Regions from separate parts of the Homo sapiens genome. Here region 2 is linked to region 1. A link is an interaction called in ENCODE POLR2A ChIA-PET data of the cell type or tissue named here. Cell type or tissue: PC-9. All regions are shown on one strand. Links, peaks and the distances in the headings refer to the core of each region. The heading gives the core; the rest is flanking DNA. Region 1 overlaps TNIK (TRAF2 and NCK interacting kinase). Region 2 overlaps FNDC3B (fibronectin type III domain containing 3B).

Region 1 (2,920 bases), core at 222-2,721:
CAAAAAGCTTTTAGATCCTTGAACAGATGGTATAAATCCCCCGTTCCAAAATGTTATCTGCCTTGCAAAACTAATAAGCAAGCAAATAAATTTGTATGTCCTTCACGGTGGCCTAGCCATAGATATAAAAGCTTGAAAAAAAAATAGATGCAAATGAAGCCCTGTTATTAACATCTGTATGAGATTTATAAGAGTTGGTATTGGTCAGCCATCTGTACCATTACTGGTGACACCAAGTGATGGACTAAGATTGGTTTGTACCTCTGCCAGATGACAGGTCCCTGCTCCAGGTAGCTATTATTGGGCTCCTGGCTGTTCCTACATGGCTCTGGGCCATCTCACCCTTCTCTGGAAATGGGAGAGTAACAGATGATCTAATCAACCAGCCAATATTTCCCTACTCATAGAAAAGTCCTGGGCCCTTGGCCGAAAGGCATTAACCCTGCCCCTTTCAGTGTGCACAACTCTTGCCCTCATCAGAGGTTCCCTCTGCAAAGGGCAAAGAAGGAAGCTCACTGTATTGTGAAGAGGGGTGGGGACAGGTAGGCAGCTGGTAAAGGGGGCCTCATACTCCTATTAGACTTAGAATAGAGTTAGGTCCCTTTTACCTAAAAGTTTCACCTCTGCCTGTAATCAACTTCATGGTTGCTTATAGGTGTAGGAAGAACAGTTGAAAATTCTTTCAAGCAAATAACGTGTCATTGGTCTGTTGTAAGCAGGTGGTAAATGAGTATCTCTGGGGGAATGGTCCCGTTAAGGCTCTTCTTCCAAAACAGAACCTTGAATTGTTTCCTAATCTTTCTTTCTTAATTATTTAGGTAACCAGCTCTTGTCTTTAAATCCATCTCCTGCAGTTGCTATCTTTTTCTTCATCTAAGTATCTTCAAAAAGGCAAAAGGCCAAAATATTTGCTAGTCTGGTTCCCATCATTTCCACCTCGTTTTGCTGGAAATACTGGAAAGTTACCCTGTCCTGACAGGTCTGGAAGGATCCCATGTTTGCAAATCTTTGTAAACTGTATGATACATTTTCCCAAACAGCTGTATAATCTCTGCAACAACCTGATGATGGGAGGGAAGGGACCAGGTTGAGCAGGGGCTGGGGTTGGGGGTGGTCATGTGCATATTGACCTTTAAAGCAACTTGCGTGTGTGTGTGTGTGTGTGTGTGTGTGTGCGCGTGTGTGTGTGTGTGTTTTGACCAAGTTTCGCTTTTGTCGCTCAGGCTGGAGTGCAGTGGCGTGATCTCAGCTCACTGCAACCTCCACCTCCCTGGTTCAAGCGATGCTCCTGCCTCAGCCTCCTGAGTAGCTGGGATTATAGGCGTGTACCACCACGCCCAGCTAATTTTTGTATTTTTAGTAGAAATGGGGTTTCACCATGTTGGTCAGGCTGGTCTCGAACTCCTGACCTCGTGATCTGCCCGCCTCAGCCTCCCAAAGTGCTGGGATTACAGGCGTGAGCCACTGTGTCCGGCCTGCATGTATGCTTCTTAAAAGACTTTTTTAGAAGAGCTGAGAAAAATTACAGGAGGTGATGGAGAGAGCTATCCTTCTCCAATATCTGTCTTGTGGCTTAGTACCCTGAAGAGTTTTCTTAACTTGCCTTATGGAGTTGGTGTGCCTTTCTCTGACTCTGAATGTGTTAGAAAACAGTCTCTGAACACACAGTTGGGGCTTGTGCATTCCTTGTGTGCACAAGCAGGTTTGTAGTCGTGACTTGGGAATTTCAGGTCAAGAAGCATGAGAAGGGCTGGCCAGTGAATCCCAGCAGCTGACAAAGGATTAAAATAGCTGTGCTATGCACCAAAATCAGAAAAAATATTCAAGTCAGTGTTACAAGAAGTCCTTGGATTGTTCTCTTTTTAGTTTTATATTCTTAGTTGTATATACTTATTTATGCAATGTAAGCTAGTAGACAATAATCAATTTATGTAGAATTATTTGTTTTCATCTGTAAGGAAATAATTTTGAACTGAGCTAACTGTGAGTATGAATATGCTAAGTCTGTGAACCGAGAAAAATATATTTTGAAAATATTATTTATCTTTTATGCTGATATATATGCATGTGACCTACTAAATGGACTGTCAAACTGGCCATGTGCACTAAATCTTCTTACATCATTTCTGGAAATGAATGAAATCGATTTCTTAACCCAACTACCTAGATTTTGCAAAAGAACAGCAGGGCCTGCCCATCCTACCTACTGTCCCTGTTTCCTTCCTTTCCAGGTCCACTTTTTGAAAGGCAATGGGTGATTCCATCGGTTTACTAAAGGGTGAAATCAAACAGAAGGAAAAACTAGAAGTCAAAAGACATAGGTCTTCATTTAACTCTGCCACTAACTAGGATAAGACCTCAGATAAATCACCTAAACTATCTTGCTGGAGAAATCTATAACTGCATAAGTATATAGAGCCTGTCTGGGCCTCTCTTTGCTCTTCTGTAAAATGGGTAGAGATATTTTATTGATATGATCTCAGAAATCCTCGCTGCAAATGTCACAGACCTTACCGCATTGTGGCTGTCGGTGGAAGAAGTGGTGATGTGAGGACTTGCTCCATCCAGATAATATTTATTGAATATCTCTGATGTCCCAGTCATGATCGAGGTATTGGAGATACTGCAGTGGACAAAACCAATAAGAGTTATTCATTCTTGGAGTAAAGAAATTATTCTTTCTTGAGTAAAGAATTTTTAGCGAACACTTTTTAAGCACTTACAATATGCTAGATGTTGCTTTACACATTTTATATATATTAATTATTATATCAAGTAATCCAGCAAAGTGGGTACTACCATTATCAGTATTTTATAGTTGAAGAAACAGGCATAGAAAGATTAAATAACATGCCCAAAGTCATATGGCTAGAAAATGGTGAAGCTGGGATTCGATTCAGGCTTTTGGCTGTAGAGTCTG
Region 2 (2,920 bases), core at 316-2,815, 700 kb before region 1:
AGACCAGCCTGGGAAATATAGCAAGACCCTTCATCTCTAGAAAAAAAAAAAAATTTAAATTAGCCAGGCATGGTAATACATACTTACAGCCGTAGCTACTTGGGAGGCTGAGGCAGAAGGATCACTTGAGCCCAGGAGTTCAAGGTTGCAGTGAGCTAGTATCATGCCACTGCACCCCAGCCTGAGTGACAAAGCAAGACTCTGTCTCTTAAAAAAAAAGAAAGAAAAAATTCTAAGCTTCAGAAGATGCCTTCAAGGGTGGGAACTCCCAAGACATGGTTAATAGCAGGACCACACTCAGTTTCAAAAATCAATTCATGAAATATCCAATCTCCTTTCAAAGCCCTGGATACAAGGCAATTAATGAAACTGGGTAGTACCCCTTTTTTTTTATAATTCAGGTAACTGATTGTCATTAGCAACTAGGTCTAAGAATGCAGTATGAACATTTTGTAAGACAAACCTTATTTTTCTGTTTTGAGTTTTTCCGTAGCCCCATTTTCTTGACTGGGCATTTAACAAACTTTTTGTTTTAGGACCCTGTTTGTGATCTCAGATTTGAAGCTGAACATCTGAGATGTTACGCAGCCTCATAGGGTTTCAGTTACCAAGACTGACAGATCAACAGCTAGGTTGGCAGTGCAAAAATCCACTATCTGTTTTTGAAGAAACGGATTTTCTGCCTCCATGTTTTTCATTTCCAGGAATAATACTTCTCTCATGACAAGCAGACTTGTAAAATGAGGAGAAGCCCTTATCAGAAACCAGACTTCCTCCCTCTCCACACCCAGCACCTCTCTTTAAAAAATGTCCCAAATCCTGTCTTTATTAGAATTTGAATTTTGTCATCTTAAAGGATACTGGTGATTTCCCATATTATGGCTATACGGGAATTATCTCCCATCCCCAGTGCTAAAGTAAGACCTCAACAACAGCCAGCACAAGAATCATTGCAAGATACCTCTGTTTTGATGGCAGAAATGCCCTGGTTGCAAAATTTCTTTCCAATTATCTGAAGTCTTTTGGGTCTGTATCTGTCCAATTCACTTGCCAGTTTGTTCTTCCTGATCTCTTCTATTAAACTAGCAGAAGCATCTGGGACTGCAGCTCCCAACACAGAATCCCACCAAGGCCAAACTCCATCTTTGGAGAAAGGGAGAGACCCATTCTGGATTTAACAAGCATGAGGACCACGCAGGCTCCTGAGACTTAATACACATTTATTTTTTTTCCCCAACCAGCAGAAGATACTGAGGCCTCGTCTCACTAACATGCTACAGTTTAACAGCATGTTAAACTTTTACAGTAATGATGAATTCATATTTTTGATGTCATGTCTTCCTAATTCTGGGGAGATCATTCATTCATTTATAAATCTAGGGCCAGATCAAACTAGGTCAACCAACACTGACCTTATATAAATGTCAGTCTCTACCAAGGGCCTACTGCATACATAATTTCTATAGGGCGTGAGTTAAATTATTATCTCAAAGGTTACTAAAATACCGACCTCAGAGATTACGTGGGGAAAAGTCATCAGTGTGTTCTTTATTACCTGTATCAACAGATCGTGTAGTAAACACATTCCCGTGGCAATCATGTGATGGTCATCACCAAGAGAACTTCCTTTAGCAGGCTGCCTTGGGCAGGAACATTGAAAACTTTTACCTGAATTGCCCCTCTCATTTGAGGAATGCACCCTCAAACCAATGAGCACAAGAAAGACACCTGGGTGGCAGCGGGCAGAAAGCTATCATTAAAGTCAAAGTGTTTAGTGCAGATTGCCCTCAACCAAAGTACCACTGTTTTCTCATCTACAGCAACCTTAATGTTTCAGTATATTTGAATATCTACCCCCGATCAGCCTACTGCTCATTTCAAAGAAGCTAGGATGAAAAAGAAAAGGCAGGTTTTGTTTCACAAATGAAATTTACTATTTTCAAACAAAAGGTAAGGAATACATTCTGCAGTCACAGGCCTGGCTCCTCTACCTTCTTCTGATGCAGCGACCTACATTCCACTGGAGGTGGACATTGCAACAGCCCCTAAACCACAAGACGCCACTTACAGGTCCATAGTACAAAACAGCTATTTTCACATATTTCAAATTGAGGGAAGGGTTCATTTTAAGAATTAGTACAAAGTGTCATCTCACCTTAAAGAACAACAAGTCGAAAGAAAAGAGTTCACAGAAAAAGAGTCTAAAATATGAGCTCTGGCTGGGTGCAGTGGTTCATGCCTGTAATCCCAGCAATTTGGGAGGCCAAGGCAAGCGGATCACCTGAGGTCAGGAGTTCAAAACCAGCCTGGCCAACATGGCAAAACCCATCTCTACTAAAAGTACAAAAATTAGCAGGCCATGGTGGCGGCGGCCTGTAATCCCAGCTATTTGGGAGGCTGAGGCGGGAGAATCGCTTGATCCCAGGAGATGGAGGTTGCAGTGAGCAGAGATTGGCCCCTACACTCTAGCCTGGATGACAGAGGGAGACTCCATCTCAAAAAATAATAATAATAAATAGAAATAATTAAAAACAACAATAAAATATGAGCCCTAATTTGGATGTCTACCTAAAGTTATAATAATTAAACACATTCCACTTTTCTGTGTGCTTTATTTTGATTACTATTTTGTGTTTTGAGGCATCATTCTGCTGTAAGCCGAAAATATAATTTTTTAGGTAAATGTTAATGCCAAATACTATTCCAGTCCATCTTTGGGAATTTAAATTACTAGGCAACTTAAAAGCATTCAAGTTTTCTTTTTTGGGGGGGAAAAAGTCAAATATTTCTATAAACGGGAGCCTTTCTACATGAGACCACAGAAAAGAATTCATTAATTTTCTCTCAGACAACCACACTGGAGGCCAAAATCTTTGTTCAGGAAAGGGAGAGAGCATTCATCAATTAGGTATAGTAATGT

Evidence for each region. Peaks named below come from ENCODE experiments on the same cell type or tissue, not always from the same donor. Only the 100,000 strongest peaks of a DNase experiment are listed, where the experiment ranks them.
Region 2: POLR2A ChIA-PET joins it to region 1 with 8 read pairs; 1 of 35 experiments calls an interaction of 5 or more read pairs at or near these places.

Annotation. Positions count from the first base shown.
Region 1 is chr3:171,378,285-171,381,204 of GRCh38, reverse strand. All of the region lies in intron 1 of TNIK (TRAF2 and NCK interacting kinase), which reads left to right. Among named protein-coding and RNA genes, the nearest start is that of TNIK, 81 kb to the left of the region's middle. In PC-9, for the core only: no CTCF peak of the experiment used is centred there; a DNase peak (open chromatin) is centred at 1,674.
Region 2 is chr3:172,077,577-172,080,496 of GRCh38, reverse strand. The region is part of intron 1 of FNDC3B (fibronectin type III domain containing 3B); the gene reads right to left. Among named protein-coding and RNA genes, the nearest start is that of FNDC3B, 39 kb to the right of the region's middle. In PC-9, for the core only: no CTCF peak of the experiment used is centred there; no DNase peak of the experiment used is centred there; H3K27ac peaks cover 145 bases.